Linked DNA regions of Mus musculus: region 2 is linked to region 1. The links are chromatin loops, found by intact Hi-C in ENCODE. Cell type or tissue: left cerebral cortex. All regions are shown on one strand. Links, peaks and the distances in the headings refer to the core of each region. The heading gives the core; the rest is flanking DNA.

Evidence for each region. Peaks named below come from ENCODE experiments on the same cell type or tissue, not always from the same donor. Only the 100,000 strongest peaks of a DNase experiment are listed, where the experiment ranks them.
Region 2: a loop joins it to region 1, with 2.1 times the contacts of the local background. A loop is called at or near these places in 2 of 42 quality-filtered maps.

Annotation. Positions count from the first base shown.
Region 1 is chr3:37,816,636-37,826,479 of GRCm38, reverse strand. No RefSeq gene overlaps it. Among named protein-coding and RNA genes, the nearest start is that of 4930556A17Rik, 6.7 kb to the left of the region's middle. In left cerebral cortex, for the core only: no CTCF peak of the experiment used is centred there; DNase peaks (open chromatin) are centred at 5,279, 8,474 and 8,828; H3K27ac peaks cover 1,396 bases.
Region 2 is chr3:37,718,830-37,728,673 of GRCm38, reverse strand. Gm5148 (predicted gene 5148) reads left to right here and starts at 4,314. Exons shown (of 3, transcript NM_198657.2): 1 at 4,314-4,471. It overlaps Gm36620 (a long non-coding RNA gene), which reads right to left and starts at 4,514. Exons shown (of 3, transcript XR_880784.3): 1 at 3,775-4,514. In left cerebral cortex, for the core only: CTCF peaks have their summits at 4,116 and 4,318; DNase peaks (open chromatin) are centred at 4,220, 4,727, 5,445 and 5,873; H3K4me3 peaks cover 1,720 bases; H3K27ac peaks cover 2,066 bases.

The sequences.
Region 1 (9,844 bases), core at 1,302-9,301:
CTCAGGTGAGAGCAGATGCTGGCAAGGAGAGGAGATGCTGGTGGGATTGCAAGCTGATACAACCACTCTGGAAATTTTGGCAGTTCCTCAGAAAATTGGACATAGTACTACCAGAAGATCCAGCAATACCACTCCTGGGCATATACCCAGAAGATGTTCCAACTTGTAATAAGGACACATGCTCCACTATGTTCATAGCATCCTTATTTGTAATAGCCAGAAGCTGGAAAGAACCCAGATGTCCCTCAACAGAAAAACGGATACAGAAAACGTGGTACATTTACACAATGGAGTACTACTCGGCTATTAATGAATTTATGAAATTCTTAGGCAAATGGATGGATCTAAAATATTCATTTTTAAACCAATGAAACAAAGTAAAAATGGTAAACAAAATACACTTTGTATTCTATCCATGACAATAAAATATGCACTTGCTGAGAAGTATAGAACGAATGCCTTCGGAATGAGGCAAGTCTTCTAGACTCGGTCATACAAGCCTGCACATGGGCACTGTGCGCTGTGCTCCCACAGGAAGCAGGTGGACTACTGTTTGTTCATTTCATATTCAGAATCTTTTATTAAATGCCTAGTGGTTACTATGAGAACATCCACAGCGCATACCATTTTACTGGAGGCATCTCATAGTCATCTGCCCCGTGTACTCAGAGAGCTCATCATGTTAACAGATGTTCTGTAGGAAAAACATTATCAAACAGGAAATACATGTGGGCAGCAAGCAAGCTATACCACATCTTTTTTTAAAGGACATAAATGATGTAAAGATATGAGTTACAAGTTAGAAAATATAGGGTTTTCTTTTTAAAAAAATAATATCACATGGGGCTAGAGAGAAGATTCCATGGTTAAGAATACTTATGCTCTAGCGGAGGTTCTAGATTTTGTTCCCGGCACACCGATGGTAGCTCACAACCACCTGTAATTCCAGTTCCAGGATATCTGATACCCTGCTCTGGCATCCATAGGCACTAGACATGCACATGTTATGCATACTGGCATTCAGGCAAACCCTCATACCATAAAAGATAGATAGATAGATAGATAGATAGATAGATAGATAGATAGATAGATAGATAGATAAAATAAATAACAGCAAGTTTGACTATCTGAACGACCAAGTTTTCTGAAAGAGATTCGTAGGCCCTCACCACTGACACTAGTCCCCTGATCCCATTGAACTAGGTATAAGTGTCCCCTGATGACACTGTCACATACCCTACCACACAAGGTGCTGCACATCTGTAGCATTAACAAATGGATATTATGCAACCTTATTACCATAGAATTTAATCCACTGAGAACAGACTCCAACCATGCATTATAAGGAAGGCCATGGTCACACATAACACAGAGAATAGGAGGGCAGCTAGTATCGGAGAGAAGAAAACATTGTCACAGGAGACTCACCAGGACCCACAATCCCTTGGCTGAACACTGAAGGACACTTAGAAGCCTAGAATCTGCCAAGTGAAGACCGACAAATGAAGATTTCAAAGCCTGTGGACCAAGCCAGATTCAGAATCAATGAGCTGATGACCCAAGGATCTAGGTCCTGGGACCATGTGCCCCACAGCCAAGATCCTGGGCATCTATCTCCACAGCAGGTGTATCTGTCAATTTCTCGTTGTTGTGAGAAAATACTTAATAAAAACAACTTAGAGAAGGAAGGATTTATTTTGGCTGTAGTATGAGGGTCGCATGCAGCATGCGAGGAAGGTACAGCATCAGGAGTGTTAGGCGGCTGGTCACATGGCACCCCACAGTCAGAAAGCAGGGGGAGATAAGTGATTCTGTGCATCTCCCTCTATTTAGTCCAGAACTCCAGCCGAGGAGAAGGTGAATCAAAGCAAGTCTTCTCTGCTCAGACAAGCTTCTCTAGAAACACCCTCTCACACACATCCAGAGACATATTTACAAGACGGCTCTAAATCCCATCAGTTTGACAATGGAGATCCATGGCCGTGCTATGTCCTGGGGAGAACCTGGAATGCAGAATTCTTCCAGTCCCTGGACACCGCACGAAGAAATGCTAAGGAAATAGGAGAGCAGAATTAACCTAGGCTTCCTTACCCAGCTGCCCTCGCTACGTTAAGGTTAACTCAACTACGCGGCTCCATCAGCTTAAGAATAGCATATCGTCCACAGAAGGGAACAGTATCGAGTTTCACAAAGAGCCTGCATTGGTAAAGATGTAAATTGTAATTCATGACAAAGGGAGAAATATTGGCAGCCAGTGAAGACTAAGAAATCGTGGGCATGAGCAGAGGAGTGAGGGGACATATCTAGCTAAGGGCAATCCAGGGGCAGAGATGGGGGTCACATCTCCCATGTACACTCTCTTCTCGGTATACCCACATTGGTTCTCTGCGTCTTAGTTTCCTTTCCTGTTCATTCTGGCTCACAGTTCAAGGGTACAGATTATCATGGCAGGAAGTCAAGGAGCAGGAGCTCTCCTATCACAGGGCATTTACAATCGGAAAGCAGAGAGGGACGACCGAATGCTGCTGCTCAGCCCCTTCCCCCTCCCCCCCCCCCGCCCCAACTTTCTCCATTTATACAATCGAGGATTTCTGGCCAGGGGATGGTGCCGCCCACATTGGGCATGCCTTCCCATCTTAAATAGCATAATCAAGACAATCCCCCACAGGCGTACCCAGAAGCCTATCTCTGGAGTGATACTAAATTTTGTCAAGTTGAAAATTTGTCACTAACCATAACATCTTGTAAAATATTCTGATGCTGTGTAAAGTGTTGTGAAGAGTCTCCTTCCCAACTCCAAGGCTTTAGTCTCAGTTGACCGAACTACCAACATATGAGGGAGCTGTCTTCATCAATGGATTAATCAGCCTATTAATGAGCTGGACTGGGATATTAGGAGGTAGGACCTGATTACAGGAAGAAGGTCACTGGAGGCATTTGCCTTTGAAGGGGACATCATGTTCCTAGGTCCCAGCCCCTGCTCCCTCTTATTCTTACTCTTTCCAGTGCTCTCTGTTTTCTGGCCTCCATAAAGCAATCGGCTTTCCTCTATGGTATCCTTCCATGTGATGGTTCTGGCTTGTCCTGGGCTAAAAGCAATGCAGCCAATGAACCATAGAGAGGGATCCTTGAAAGCACGAGGCAGAGTAAATCTTTCCCCCTTTAAATCAACCAACTCGGGCATTTTGTTAGAGTGACGAGGCAGAAGATTAAATATGCTTATTTCTATTAATACAGGTCAAGCTGTGCTTATAATGAAATCTGTTCCACATGGAAACTAGTCACACATCTTCATATATGTTCTACATTCACATACATAAAATAGATTAGCTGGACAATCAGAAAACATATTTGCAAAGATGACTAAAAATTTCTCTGAGAAAAGAAGGACGTGAAAAAGACACACTTCAAGCCCTGACACATCTCTGCGACCACAGAATACATGGCACACTGTTACAGGTGAGACCTGCACTGCATCTCTTTCAGTGTTCGTTACCTTACTGATATTTCTGTTTTCAATGAGGAGACTGAGGTGTAGGGAGGGTGAACAGGAGAGTAGCTGAACTGAAATCACACAAGGGACAGGGTGCCAGATGCTATGACTAGAGGCAGCAGAACCCAGACCCTCAGAAGAAGCCACTGACAGATAACTCGAGGGATGCAACTATGATCATGCAACAGCAGCAAAAGACAGTCCCACAGATAAGTCTCACAGGGAAAGGAGATAGTCACTGAATTCTCTGCAGTCTTTTGGAAAGCCCGTCCTTCACGCTGAGTTCCACATGCTATGTACAGAAGCATTATGAGGCAGAAGTGACGAGAAGCTACCACCAAAGCATGCTGACTTGCCAATGAAGATCTATGGAGAAGAAACAGCACCGTGTGTTTATAAGGAACAGATAGATGCACAATATGACATGAGTTCCATATGCTCATGATGATGGTCCTGGCTAAGAAGGAGCTGCCTTCCATGGCAAGGGTGGCTGAAGAAGAGAGGGGGCTCAGCTTGAAGGACTGACAGCTCAAGTGGAAAAATCACGTTAGAAAAGGGTTCCCATCCCCCCCCCACATAAATTCATAATTAGCATGTTTTTCAGGAACTCTAGCCAGAAGTCCACCTATTCAATCCATTTTAGTCACACCTGACATCCTCCATGGCCTCCTACCCCTGAACACATATTATATTTAGAAACTGTTTGTCTGTCTGTTGGTCTGATTGCTATATGGAACAAATTTTCCTGAGTATTATTATATGATATGATTTGCCACTTAATCCAAAATATAATGCTGTCAGGTGCAAGCCCATAAAGTCATTGTTTTTGCACCTAAAGTCCACATCCATCTTCTTAAAGATAGTGTCTTTAATCATCTTAATTAGTCTCTGCTGGTGTGTGATATTTTTAAGTGATTAATGCGGATTTTGTCCCAAACATCTCAGAATTCAGTCAGTAAATCTTTATCAAATGTCTAATTGGTCAATGAACTGTAAAGAAGATTTAAGCAATAACTACAATTCATGCAGAAACTTAGAATCTCACAATTTAGTCAGCATGTCCTCTAAAGCTCTCATAGGCAAAGCATAATTGTTTATGATTTTTTATAATACTTATATTTGCTTTATGTGCATACACGTTCTGCCTGTGTGTGTGTGTGTGTATGCACCACAAGCATGTAGTGCCCACTGGAGTTCCTGGCAGTTGTGGAGTGTCTTACGGTGCTGAGAACAGAATCTGGACCCTCTGTAAGAGCAGCCATTGCTCATAACCACTGATCCAGCTTTCAGGGCCCTCAGGAAACCAATTTTTAAAATAAATTAGCAAGCCACTTTTTCTGTCTCTAAAGGGTGATTGTTATTCCTTAAAAAAAAAAAGTAACCATACTTAGAAATCTAGCCTATAATAAGACTTCTATTTCTATGACAACGGTAAAAATTATGCCTGATATTTTTTACTTTTTTGTTTCTAAATGCAGCAATGATCTAAGTTTCTAAGGGGGGAGAAACAATAATGGGAACACTTGCTTTTATGCTTTTTTTTTTTAAGTGAAAATGTTACATTGTTGGTCACAATTTCCGTGGTGTCAAGAGCCCACTGGCTGGCATGTTCCACACTGACTGAACGACTGAAGCCTTTAAACCCACTTACTACAAAATGGAAATGTCTGTTTCTTCTTTCAGAAAAGAAACCACCACCCTGTGATTAAAACTCCCCACAGTTGTTCTTAAAGAGCTTTAACTGTTTTCAAAAAGAAATTTTTTTTCTATTTTTACCAGAAATTGTCCTCTCCACAGAATCGAGGTGCCAAGCTCTATGAGCAGTTGGCAACTGAGTGACTGAGAGTAGTCAGCCCTTCTCCCCTGCTTTTTCCTCTCTGTCCGAGAGGATAGGGGTGGATCGCTTTGAAAATTTCTAGTCTTTCCACAGTGACCTCCTTTTCAGCTGTGGCTTCCCTCAAAGGAAGTGACTGCCCAAAACATCCTCTCAGCCATGTAGTCTTTGCCATAGAATACTGAATTTTAGCCACTCTGACGACAGTAGGGGAATCATGAGTTCAAAGACAGCCTGAACTAAAGAGTAAGACCCTAAGGGCAAGGGTTGGGGAAGGGAGGCAGAAGGAGTGAGGGAAAGAGATATCAAGGCCAAAGAATCCCCAAATGGCTACAAATCTAAATTCTAGAGGCAGGCGAATCCAAGACTGATGTCCTCAGCAAACAAGGGGCCTGTGCCTGTCTCAGAAGCGTTTTCTTCTCCTTTGTGTTCTTGTTTGGGACTGGTCTGATGGTAATGGTCCCACTGTGCTTCACTGTTGCTGTTAACCCCAAAGATGTGAGAAGAAAGATCACTGACCCAAATCATCACGGTCAAATTAACGAAAGCAAGCAACTAATTTGAACAAACATTTTCATTCTTGTAAACGGGTGGCCAGATTTAGACATGAGGAAGACCAAGGTTTTCATACCTCAGAGGTAGGGGGATTTGGTGGGCAAAATAGGCAGGGTCACAGAAGCAGAACAGAAGCCCAAGTCAGCCATAACCACCTCCTGATACAGGGACATGATTGCAAGGTGGCCCTAACAAGGTTGTCATAGCAACAGCTAGTCATAACAATAAGCTCCTCTTATAGGGGATGGCTTGAGCGTCTATTTGTCTCTTTGGAGAGGGTGTGAAGGTTTGCAATTAATTGTTCAGAGGCTGCCTATATGAAGCTTTACTCACTAAATCAAGCACAGCAAGTCCAGGCCTTGGAGCCACTCTCTGCTGCCACTTCTTCCCTAAGTGAGAAAGAGCCAATGTGTTAGTCTAGATCCTATAACCCAGAGTTAGGACACAAAGCTCAGGCTAAGGCAGGAAACCTGCTTATCGTACCATTAGAGGCACACTTTAAAGTGCATTTACCAGCCTGTCTGATGCTTCAGTCTAGTGGCCAGTGATAACACCCCATTAGCACCTCATTAGCCAGAGACTTGCTGGAGAATCCTAGGACAAAATGATTGAGGCTGAAGGTTCTTCTATTCTCCTACCTGCCTTGGGAGGAGTGAATCCCAAAAATAAAATGCATCTGAGATCTAAGTTGGTATTTCCTAACAGAATCAGGAGGGCAGGAACACATTTTAAAATCCAGCTGACACGGCAGCATAGTCTACAAGCACCTAGACAACAGCACATGCCCCCAAAGTATAACTGACCTCTGCAATCTCTTGGTCTTGTCTGCTTTCTGTATGCTAGCATTGCTACTGTCTGTGTAACACCTGATCCAGTAATTCATGCCACTGCTCTGGCCTGCCAAAGGCACTGAGATGCCCATGCCAAGGTTCAAAATATTTCCTCTTGGTCAGTGACATGGCTTGCTTGGTAAAGTCACTTGCCATGCAACTCTGGTGACCAGAGTTAAATCCTTAGAACCTATGTACGCACGGAAGGAGAAAATTGACTCCACAGAATTGTCTCTGACCTCCATGTGTGCATATATACACATATGCCTGCTCTCCTACAAACATCATAAACCCAGGCATGCACAGTTTTTAAACATTTTGGTCTTTCTTTTTTCTTTATTTATATTTTTACACTCCATATTTTATTCCCTGTCCCGTCCACCTTCCAACTGTTCCACATTCCATACCTCCTCCCTACCCCCTGTTTCCATGTGAATGTCCCCATCCCCAACCCCACCTGACCTCTAAACTCCCTGAGGCTTGAGTAGGGAAGTTTTCATCTATAATTTTGTTGAAGATATTTACTGACCCTTTAAGTTGAGAATCTTCACTCTCTTTTATACCTATTATTCTTAGGTTTGGTCTTCTCATTGTGTCCCAGATTTCCAGGATGTTTTGGGTTAGGAGTTTTTTGCACTTTGCATTTTCTTTGACTGTTATGTCAATGTTTTCTATGGTATCATCTGCATATAAGATTCTCTCTTCTATCTCTTGTATTCTGTTGGTGATGTTTGCATCTATGACTTCTGACCTCTTTCCTAGGATTTCTATCTCCAGAGTTGTCTCCTTTTGTGATTTCTTTATTGTTTCTACTTCCATTTTTAGATCCTGGATGGTTCTGTTCAATTCCTTCACCTTTTTGATTGTGTTTTCCTCTAATTCTTTAAGGAATTTTTGTGTTTCCTCTTTAAGGGCTTCTATCTGTTTACTTGTGATCTCCTATATTTCTTTAAGGGAGTTATTAATGTCCTTCTTAAAGTCCCCTATCAGCATCATGAGATGTAATTTTAAATCCAAATCTTGCTTTTCTGGTGTGTTGGAGTATCCAGGACTTGCTGTTGTGGGAGAACTGGGTTCTGATAATGCCATGTAGCCTTGGTTTCTGTTGGTAAGGTTCTTGGGCTTGCTTTTTGCCATTTGGTTATGTCTGGTGTTAGTTGGTCTTGCTGTCTCTGGCTTAAGCTTTCCACCCTCCCCCACCCCACCCCACACACACACAACCCCTGTGGGCCTGTAAGCCAGCGTCAGCACTCCTGGGAGACCAACTCTCCCCTGGCAGGACCCATGCACAGAGGGCTGCAGAACAGCCCCAGCTCCTGGGTGCAGATGAAGGCAGGAAGGACCCTGTCGCTGCTGCTCCACAGCTCCCAGCAGCTATTTCGAAGTCCTATTTTTCCCCGTTTCTGGACCAATTATGAGAAAGAAGAGGAAAAATCCCCACCAAGTTTCTGTTTCCTGGAAGGAACTATGTCCCCATAGGGTGCATAGGGACAGACAGGTGGCAAACAGGCTGGGGTTTCTCATCTTTACACAGATTCACTACTAAAACCTTAAGATACATCTTAAGTATGTGATGTGGACATATTTGAACAAATGTCCAGTTTCCTTCATGTTCTTCAGAATGTATTTCTAGATGAGAAGGAAAGTCCATGAAGCATAACAGGAGGAAAGAAATTTTGTTTCTAGGGACAAAAATAGAGACTGACTCAAACTCATTCAGTGTGCAAGTACCAGGCCAAAATACAGCTCAGGGAAGAGCACTTGCCTAACATGAGCAAGGTTGTAAGGTGGACCTCAAAACCATATAAAGTAGTTATGCTAGCACATATCTGTAATCCCAGCATTCCAAAGGCTGAGAGTCCAGGGAGGAGCTTGAGTTCAAAGTCATCCTCAGGTACAGTCAGTTCAAGGCCATGAAACCTTTATCAGGCCCACAGTACACGACCCCCAAGGAGCGACATGAGGGAAGCCATGGCAAGTCCTGTCCTTAAGGAAGGTGAATGGTTTTAGAGTAACAAAGATTCCATCCAGTTTTTACTGAAGAGTTTCTTGATAATAAAGTCTTTCTACAAATAATCTGTTCTGGCAACACAGTCACGTCTGAGAAGCAGGACAGATGGCCACAGGCTGTGGAAGGTTCTGGTAAAGAATGCTGCTCTTTGTGATTGAGAAATGAGGTCACTTTGAAATAAGTAAATGTCCTGAAACGGGGCTATTCAACAAGGAGGTATGGTTTTTTGGGGGTTTTTGGGTTTTTTTTTTTGAGCTTCCAAGGTGGAGTCGGGGTTCTCTAGATTAATCTTTCTATTTGCTTCCAGAGGATTCATTCAAAAGTTGACACTTTTGTGCAAAGAACATCCTGGGGTTGACTGTGACAGGCAGGTGGCATTGCCAGAGATTTAGCAGCAGGCCATCAACCTGTGGGAAAGAGTCTGTGGCTGGTCCAGCCCCTTGCTAAGCCCGGCAATCTCTCCTTGTCCCCCACTCCCCCAAATTGGGAAGCTTGGAGCTAAGGGAAAAAAAAGAAAGGCTATGTAAAGTGTGAGAAGAAAGTAGAACAACATGGAAAATAAAAGACAAAAGCAGATGGGATATGCCAGCCAGCCATCTGCACAGCTGAAGGCTTTCTCGGCATTAAAAAAAGAAAGAAAGAAAAAAAAAAAAAAAGGGGCCCCACTGTTCCTGAATCAATTGCTTCCTATTCACAGGCTCACTGTACAGGGCTAAATTCAAAATGGCTCTTGGGAAATGCTTGCCAATCCTGTGGTCTCCGTGTAGGCCTTATTTTTCCTTTTCTTTTTAAGGCCGGAGGATGTAAGTATGTATCCACGCTGTAAACCTGCCAGCACTCACTGGAATGAGTCAAAGAGACCTGGCATTAAATCACAGAGATTTGAGCTGCTAATAAATGCAGCAGGCCCCATCCATTGTTGATTAATTCTGACTGGAATCTAAACAGCAAACAACAATCCCTCCTCTGAACGGCTCTGGTACCCATTAGCTTGATGTGTTTATTAGACAAGGCTGTGTTCCTTGGAGCTTATTAACAACGGATTAAAAAACTGCAAACAAATCTAGGTTTCTTATTATGATTTAAGTGTGGGTACCACGTACTAACGTTCTTAGGGTTTG
Region 2 (9,844 bases), core at 522-8,521, 97 kb after region 1:
AAGAGGCCAAAGCCAGACAGATAAAGCTAAGGGTTACACAGCTGGAGCAGCAGGGCCCCTTCCAGCTTCAGGGCTTCGAGGCAACTTCCCCAGGGATGCCAAGACCTGTGTCAGGAGAGGAAACAGACTGTTCAAAGTAGGGTTCTGCCAGACCGAGCATTCCTTCAAGACTGACTGGAAAGCCAGCAAGACCTCACTCACCTTAACCCTTCTCTCACATGCCACTCTACCCTATGTCTGTACTGCTTCATGCACAACATGTGGCCAGAGGAGTGACCACTTACCATATCGCTGTAAAGAAAAATATCCAGAGGGTATCTTTTTAAGCTCCACGTTTCCTCTAGAGACACAGTGTTTCCTAGAACTGCTCACTCCATCCCTCAGCCCACAGCTTCCTCTTTTCCCCACTCGTTGACCTGCGACTCACCCAGTTCTATAATAATTAACAGTTGATGAACAGCACACAATTCATACAGGTCTGTGTTTAACAAAGTGGAAGATGGTCCTGCCTGTGTGTCCATGAGGGTGAAGCCTGAGGGTCAGTCTTGAGTGTCACTTGTCAGGAGCCCTCCTGTTGTTGAGCCATGGTCTATCATTGGGCTGGGGTCACCATCTTAGCAAGGCTGGCCTGCAGTGAGCCACATGGCTATCCCCTGCCTCTCTCTCCTTAGCATTGAGACTACAAGTGCCCCACTGTACCTGCCTTTCTTTCTTTTTGGGGGGGGGGGGTGGGGTTGAGACAGGGTTTCTCTGTGTAGCCCTGGCTGTCCTGGAACTCACTTTGTAGACCAGGCTAGCCTAGAACTCAGAAATCTGCCTGCCTCTGCCTCCCAAGAGCTATGTACCTGCCTTTCTTGACATAGGTTGTAGGTCCTGGGGCTCGAATTCAGGCCCTCACGTTTATTCAGCAAGCACATTGCTCACTGAGCTTTCTCCATGGCCCTACACAATCTGCCAGTCTGTCTCGTTTTAGGGAATCCCTGGCTGGTTCTATGGTCCTCTCCAAAGGTTCCCACAGTTCAGCTTGTCTTGCAAGAGGCACCTAGCACGAGAAGATCTGGGGGTGGGGCAGGAACTGAAGCCCCCTGGACCTGCTGTTGTTGTAGGGTAAGGTCGGGGCTGCACCCCTGCCTAGGGGCCATTCCCACCTGACTCCTAAGAGCCTTGCTTAGCACTTAGTGCCTGTGTAGCACTGGTGTGCTGGCAGACTATTTTGGTTTATATTGCTCAACTTCAAACGTTGGTTTAAACACTCAAACTTTATTTAAATATTATACAATGTGCAGGCCATCATCTTCAGATTTGTGTTATTCTGATTTTTTTCGCTGGGACACTGAGCTCCTGCTTCCAACCACCACATAGGCAGGAACTAAAGGCAAGGGAGGGGAAGGCAAAGGAGAAGCACCTTTTCAAGAACAAAACTTTGCCCCGACTCTCAGGACCCTTAGGCCCAGTGATATTGCACAAAAAGAGGCAGCCCTATACCCTTCCTCTGACACAATTAAGAGAGCCCTAAGTAGCAACTTATAAAACCCCAAAATACATGTTAAGACATCCTACAGACATTAGAATGTTCTTAATATGTAAATAGGTTCAGTATGCATTGGAAATGTCCACCCTCAACAGCTCTGAGCACCAGCCGCAGGACAGCCCACTGGACACAGTCAGCAAGTCTGACTCCTAATCCAGGATCTTCCTTGCTAATGTCAACTAATGACATCACCATCTACCTTTGGCACTGTTCCCGATTTCTCAATTCAGCTAGCAAACCTTGTCAGACTCTTCCCTTCCAGCCATGGTCCCTGCAGTCCAAGTCTTCATTCCCTCCATCCAGCCCCCAGTGCTTCACTCATTGCTACCAAATAAATGAATCCAGTCCAGAGTTCTAAGGACCATGCCTAACACAGAGACCCTCACTACCTGTCAATCTCTAGCCATGTTCTCTTTAAAGAAAACTCTTCCAGATTCCCAGTACACTGCCCAGAACAGAGACTGTATCGTGCTGAGTCCTGGCCAATGGTGTAACTCACAAGGGACTGCTGGGAAGACTGGCCCAGCTGGGCTGCACATCCCTCTTGCTGTTCCTTCTTCTGACTTTGCTGAGCCTGCAATGCAAGTGCAGTGGACGGAGTCTGGCAGCCACCTTGGACCCCAAGGCAACTATGAGAATGAACTTGATGCTTTGGGACACGAGAGCCAAAGCCTGGAAGCAGCCTGGGTCCCTGAGCATGCCTGGAGCTTGAGCACCTGCTCTGAGTAGCCCTTCCTGGGAGTCTTATGTGAGGACTTACATTTCTGTATCATCAGTCTTTATTATTCATAGCTGCAAGTGAATCTGCTTCCCAAAACCATTGATTTTTGGCTCTCAAATTCTAATGAAGCAACGTTTTCTTGATCTGATCCAACAGCTATGGCAACCAGTGTCTGGAGCTAAACTTCATTTGCAGATTTCTCCGATCCTTCCTGGGTACTTCCCAGGAGCAACCGGCCAGTTCCTGGGGCTAAGCAGGAATGGGTCTCAGTAGCCTCTCTGCAGCCCAGCCATCTGCTCTGCAGAAACGGGTTTGTCCTGCATCCTTCCCTTTTGATTTCAACCTAATACCTTGCACAAAAGTCCCAGCAAGCCAGAGCACCTGAATCCAAACAAAATCATACAATAACATGCAAGAGTTGCTCTGATTTTAAAGCCACGTTTTAGTTTGTTTCCTTCAAGATGAGGTAACTGGGGCTTACAGGGGTGGCCGTGGCCGTGGTGGGATGAGGCTGGTGAGCACAGATTCCTGTTCTTTCTCCAATTTACCACATAATCAGAGGTGCTCAGTGAACAAAAAGATGAAACCCTCAGCCTCCAAGCGCTGAACTGTCAACCAAGAGGGACTGAGTCTAAGCTGCAATGTCCAGGAGGTCTCAGTCCCCACCAACTAGGCTGGCTAAAGACACAACATAGAGAACAAATATGATGGATGGGCTTAGTTTTCAAACATCAGAAGGTTTCCTATTCATCCATGCTCAGAGGAACTGCCGTAATTAGCCCAGGATCCAGAGAAGTCAGATTATATACCAGGTCAAAGGATGTGACTCCCTGTGATACTCATAAAACCCTATTGGCTCGGGCTCCACACTATTAAAAGGCATCAAGACGTTGGCCTACTTGAGAAACCACATCCTGTCAGGCTCTTGAGGTATGGTGCAGGAGTTGAATGACCAGATGTGGCAAGTTGAGTTATAGATGCCTGGATAGTAGACCAGCTCTACTTAGGGTGTCAGGGAGACATGGGCTGTACATGACTATCTTTCAGGAAAGTGGCTGCACTGGGTGTCTGTCATTGACATTGGAGGAAGGGATTTAGGAGATCATCTGGTGAAGGTTGGCTTTGTAGACTTCCCAGATTTGAGTGAGGTCTCTACTCTCCACCTCTGAAATAAAACCAGAGAGGGCAAGACAAGATCACCTGCTGCCCAAGAAGACATTCACTGGGATGTGTCTCCCCAGCACAGCCAAAGCAAAAGAAACAGAAGTGGGGGCAGGGGCACCCTGACTAAAGAATGATCTGTCATCCCAGCTCAGCAGTGAAATGGGAAAAGAATGTTCTGGACCATGACCCCAGACAAGGTCTCTATCTTCCAGAGAGCGAACTAGGACAAACTGATGTGGGTAGGAGAGGGCCCCGTGACTCCAACATTTGTGACCTCCACAGCCTGATGCCCACACTGAGAGCTTCGGCAAATGACCTCTCTAAAATGCCTGGAGTGGAGGTCATAACCAAGACCTACCTGACAGAGTGTCAGAAGGAATGAGAGAGGGTATCACAGTGCTGGCACTAGGCAGCGCTCACAGATGGTATCTGTTTCCCTTCTTCACAGGTCTCTCCTCAACCCTTAGCTAACCCATAAACACTGGGCTGGCAGAGCCTGTGCCTGCCAGCCTTCTCCTAAGCTGAGTGAACACCAGGTTCTTTAGGTGTTGGCTGGTTGACTAATAGGCGCTGGAGCAGCTGAGCTGTTTAGGTCACGTGTGACAACATGTTCCTACCGTCAGAGAAACCTCCACCAGCCCTTTATGTGGGGAAGAAAAAGCTGCAAGTCCTCGAGCCTTTTGAAGTAAAGCAAAATGTCCCTCGCTGCCCCCTCCCATTCGGAAGATGAAGGATGCTCGTTTTGGGGGGTGGAGGGAGCGGGCAGCGTGGCGCTCTGGCCTCCGTGAGACTTGCAGTACCTGCTGGAATGCTGCGGTTCAGCTCCGTGAAGCCGAAATGCCAGTCCAGCCTTTCATTTGTCCCGATCAAAGCAGCAGTGGGGCGGTGCAGACCTGAGTTTGCAAAATGCATGCTCCCACCAGGGTGCAGAGCTCACCTGTCCCTGCTGGAGCAAGGTGCGCCCTAGCCAACACAGTCACGTGGCCGCCCAGCCCTCCTCGAGTTACCTGGAATGTCTGGGCGGAGGCCAGAAAGACCTGGAGCTGCGCGCGCAGGTGATGTGCCCCAATTACTCTTGTTTGTCTTGAAACAGAGTTGGGGCGGGGGGGGGGGGGAGTTTCACGGGGATGCATTCAACTCTCCTTTCGGGGGTAGTAAAGAGGGGCTGCAAATACACCCGAAGTGCATACCTAAATCTGCTGTGGGTGGGGACCGAAGCCTTGGCACCCATCCCTGCTGTTGTGGCCAGATCAGAAGGGTCATTGTGTGAGCCATGGCGACTGAGCCTGGCTGTATAATAGGCGCATTATGAGGCTATGCACCTGGCTCCCGCGGAGCCTGGGAGTGAAAAGCTGCTTGCAGAAAGCCGAGAGGAGGCCTTCCGTTGTGTCAAAAGAAGGCTGTACGCGATATCTAATTCCAGTCATTGTGTAGGGGGGCATCACAGAGCCCCGGGAGGCCGAAGGGTGCCTGCCAGTCACTTCCCAGCCACTGGGACTTCTCAGTCTCCTCCCGCCCCTCTTCCCCCCCAGACCTTATAAAACAAAGGGGAAACAGTTTTACTGTGGCCCAGTATCAAAGAAATTGGACGCTAACAGGTTTAGTTCAGAGTCTGAGACCAGAAAGGAGGAAGAAAACACTGGAAGGGCTTCCCCTTGGAGGGAGGGAGAACGAGGAGGGGACACAGGCACCTCCGAAATTAACCTAACTGGAAAAGGAAGAAAAGTCAGATAATATCCTTTCTGCCGTCCCCCTAATACCTTAAGGAGTTCAAAGGTTTTCCAAGCCTGGGGCATTGGCAGTTATAATTACACAGTAAAATACCTAAGGTTAATGAGTAACCTCCAAAGGAAGTTACTGCGCATAATGACGGCAATTTCTCTGAACTAAATGTTAAAAATAAGGCCTGTAATACTATGCGAAGGAAATGGTGGCAATTGGCAAATGGAACCCCGTTGCTTGGTAACAAAACCTGAGCTATGAGCTTTCTCTCTCTACCTGCCCGAAAGCGGTGGGAGCGAAGAGCTGGGTTCCCGCCTGCAGTCTGAGAGGCAGACAACCTTCTGCAGGCACAGCTGACCAGCCCAGGAACTGGAAGCAGATGTGGCTGGCCCAGGAAGAATTCCCTAAGAATGTCTAAGCGGTAAAGGAAGTCAGGGGTGATCTGGAAGCGATGCAGGAGTTTTAAAAAGTACTCCACAAACAGAACCCTTCAGACAAACCCACCCCCAGCAAAATCTCTCTCCGCTTCTCGCCTTTTGTCTGTCCTAACATAGACTTACACTTTGAACCAGCGCAACCAAGAACTGAGTCGGGAAAGGAATACAGTTAAGACAGCCCAACAGAGCAGTATTCCTTGCAGAAGACCGTGTGTACACATTTGGACTCCCCAGTTCCGACTGTACGTCTGAGAGTGAGATCCTGGACTCTGCTCCTTCAGGCTGATCCACAATCAACCAGAAATTGCCCGCAGCAAAGTCACTATTGCCTTAAAGCAGCATGGGAACTATGTAGTGAGAGTCTGGGTTGAAGGTGGGTGTTTCAGATCCCTGTATGTTCTACAGCTGCTGTTCTCTGTTCTGCCTCGGGATCTGCATCAGAAGCTTCTGTGAAACTGCAGATGCCTGAGCCGGAGCACAGCTGCAGGGTACAGCTCCTGTCAGGCATGCCCGAGGCTCTGCATTCAGTCTCCAGCACCATCCCCAAATGCAGATTTCTGGGTCTTTGTTCATACAGGGGATTCAGGGCTGGAACCCAGGCACCAACGCTTCATAATTTCCATCATACTCCAACATGTATACATATATATATATATATAATAGAATAGGGGGATTTGTTTTTCAATTTTTTTTCTTGACCCTGTTTCTAAGTGGTCCCAGCTTCCCCGTCTCCCAGAGATCTGCCTGCCTCTGCTTCCTGAGTGCTGGGATTAGAAGTATGCATCACCATGATCTATCAGGTGCGTGCGTGCGTGCGTGCGTGCGTGCGTGCGTGCGTGCGTGTGTGTGTGTGTGTGTGTGTGTGTGTGTGTTAAAGAAAACTAGGGCCAATGAGATGGCTCAGCCTATAAAAGCACTTGCCACACAAGTAAGAGGCCCTGAGTTTCATCTCTGGAACACACCTTAAAGGTAGAGGAGAAACCAGCTTCACAAAGTTGTCATCTGGCCTCAACACATGGACACTCAAGTCCACATGTCATACACACACACACAGTACTAATAATAATAAATAGAAATTTTAAAAGCTGTACTCTAAACACCCTATATTTCATGTTTCATAATTAAATAAGCTTTGAAGGGGAGTGCAGCACTGGAGACAGCTGCCAGACAGGCTGTATGGTCATTTACCGTAACTGTAGCATCTTCCTCAGCACGCAGTATACAGAATTCTTGCTGGAAGAGCCTTAGCCAAAACCTCACTCTTGGTTATTTTCATGAAGTTCTTCATGGAGACTCAAGCTTTCTCTTGCCCAGTTTTTCCCTTCACCACACGCTCCTCTCCCTTCAACTCTGGTCTCCTTAGTAGTGATCCTTTTATTTAGCTGTGACTCCTAATGGACTAATATTACAGCCAAATAACACAATCTCTTCTTTAAGCGTAGTAACCTGGAGAAAGATGGGGTGACGAAGCCCCAACTCAAAGAAAAGACTTTTGAACAGGAAGATGTCTGAGATAGACCAGGCTACCAGGTCTGGAAAAGCCAATTTCTTCCTGTAAGAAAGAGTCAGAACCCATAGACTCTCTGAATTTAGTGTCACCATGCATGGTATCTCATACTGACAAGATTCCATAGCCAAGGCAAAGAAATTAAAAGGCTCTTTGGGGGGCCAGAGAGGATGTGCAGTTAAGAGCACTGGCTGCTGTTCTAGAGGACCCAGGTCGAGTCGTATCACCCACATGGAAGCTGGAAACTGTAACTCCAGCTTCAGGGGATCTGGCTCCCTCTTATGACTCTATGGCCACCAGGCATGTGCAGGTGGCACAGGGACCTACATAAAGGCAAAGCATCCATGCACATAAAATGAATTATTAAAAAATGATAAAAGTCTCTTCAACATGATGAAAATGATTAAATGCCAGAAAAAAATGTAGTCTCCTAGGGACAAGAACACCCCCCCCAAAAAAGGTAGAACTGATTTTGACCAAAGCTGCTCCCACATCCCCATCTTCCACACAGGCCACTGGTAAGTTGCTTAGGAAACCAGATGCAGGTTCACCACAGCCTTTCAAAAGTAATGCCTAACTTCACACCACACCCTGAGCCAGGCGGAGCTTCTGGAACACTCTTATAGTACTAGCCATTCTTTTTCAACATTTAGAATCATCCTCATTCCAAACCTCCCTCCAAAAACAGAATACCATAAAGATGGCACAGAAATCTTGGGCCACCAAGCTGGTCTGAGCTGAGATTGTTCTCTCTAGCTGGAAGCCCTGAGTTCACCAGATGTGACCCCTGTACTCTCATGGGACATGTGAAGAACTCCAGAGACCTCTACTTGACTGATTGTAGTGGCATTGACTTGTCTGCCTCCTGCATTGGAATATACAATCATTAAAGACAGGAAGAGGGCTTTACTCACTCTCCATGTTAATGCCATACCCCAGTACATAAATATGACACAAGTGACAAATCAGGGAACCTGGAGTCAGACAGACACACAATTGATATAGGATATAGGTCTGGTTGAGTCATTTACTACTTTGGTGACTTTGGATTGGTAAGGGGTGTGTGTGTGTGTGTGTGTGTGTGTGTGTGTGTGTGTGTGTGTGTGTGTGTGAGGGTGTGTGTGTGTGTGTTTGGGGTGGTATTTAATTTTAGGCTGTGTTTCACTAAGTAGCCTGGGAAGGCCTGGAATTGAGTATATAAGCCCAGGGGTCTCACTATCCTCCTGTCTTAGACACTCAAATGCTGGGCTTGCAGGCATGTGTACCACAATGCCTAGCTAGTGACTTGAGAGTCAAATTTCTCATTTGTTAAACAGTAATAGGAACAGCCCTACCTTCCTGTAGTATGGCTGAGAATCAGAAGTTAAATGCATAAAGAAAATGTTACAGTAACAATGATACATTGGAGAGCCAGATGTGGTGGTACACAGGTCTATGACTCTAGCCCTCAGGAAGCTGAGGGAGGATATCATGAGTTCAAGGCCAGTGTGAGCTTTGTACTGAGACCCTGTGTCAAACACACAAGCAAACAAACAAATGAAACTTGAATCATAGTCTTGAAACTTGAATCTAACAGCCTAATATACCTTAACTCCTAGAACATCCATCCTGATTTAGGCTCCTCATTTTTTTTATGCCCACCAGACAGACCATCATCGGTCTTAGCTAGTGGTTGAATCCTCATAATATTTGATGAGACACTGAAGGAAGTTGTAGCTATTGTGATCAATCAAGATAGTTAAATTATGTAAGTCAGAGTTATTCATTGGTTTGATGGACTGAATATGTTCAAACCTCCAGACCTTCTGCTAATGAGCTTCAGGGACGTTGTACTAAAATTCCATAGAGATCTTCTATCAGGAGCAAGAAAGCAGCAGCAAAGAGTTCAGCTTTGACACAAACATCTTGGAACACCTCCTCGGTTCCTCTTGGACATAATGAAGTGCTCTGTTTCTGTTTGATGGAACGAACCCCCGTGGTCAGAAGCAGGAATGAGCAAGAGTTCCCAGGAAGCCAGTGACCAGCCTCCCTGGCTCAGCTCTCTCCCTCAGAACTGTCTGGTCTGCTCACCTCAGTAACAGAGACCACATATTTACAGCCCTGGGATCACCTGTGCGGGAGCAGCCTTGTTTTTTGCATGACTGTCCAGCTAGCCATCACTGACCCTGGGTACACTGAGCCTGACATGGATGGTTGCAAATCCAGATGTTAGCCATCCTGCGAGCTCACCTTTCATGCGTACCCTTACATCTGCTTCCCACAGACCCTCAGTTTTGACTCTATGCTTTTATCTCAGGTCTGTTTGCAGCCATGCCCTTCCTGGCACCCTCCTGACTTCGAGCCACTCTTCCATTGTGACAGACCCAGAGCTTAGGGTCTGTCATCAGAACTGTCCCTTGATCCCCAGTTTCTTTTTACTGGCTCTGGGCCCACTGTTCTCTTCCATGTGCTTCTGATAGTCTATATGCCACACCCTGTGATAAAACCACCTCCAAGATTTGCATCTTCTTTTTCTAACTTTTGGACATCCTCTCTTTTAAGCCCTATGACTCTTCTTCCCATGTACAAACTTGGCATACTTTTTCTAAAACCAACCCCTACTTCTACCCATCTAGGATGGAATCGTCCTCCATCCCATCACGGTTCTGAGACAAAGCCAACATGCTGCCTTTCCAAATTACCAGTGGGATTTTCACTTTTCTTGGAGCTTACTTGTGTGAATGTAGAACACAACTGTTCTCTTGTGAGTTAATTCACAGGCA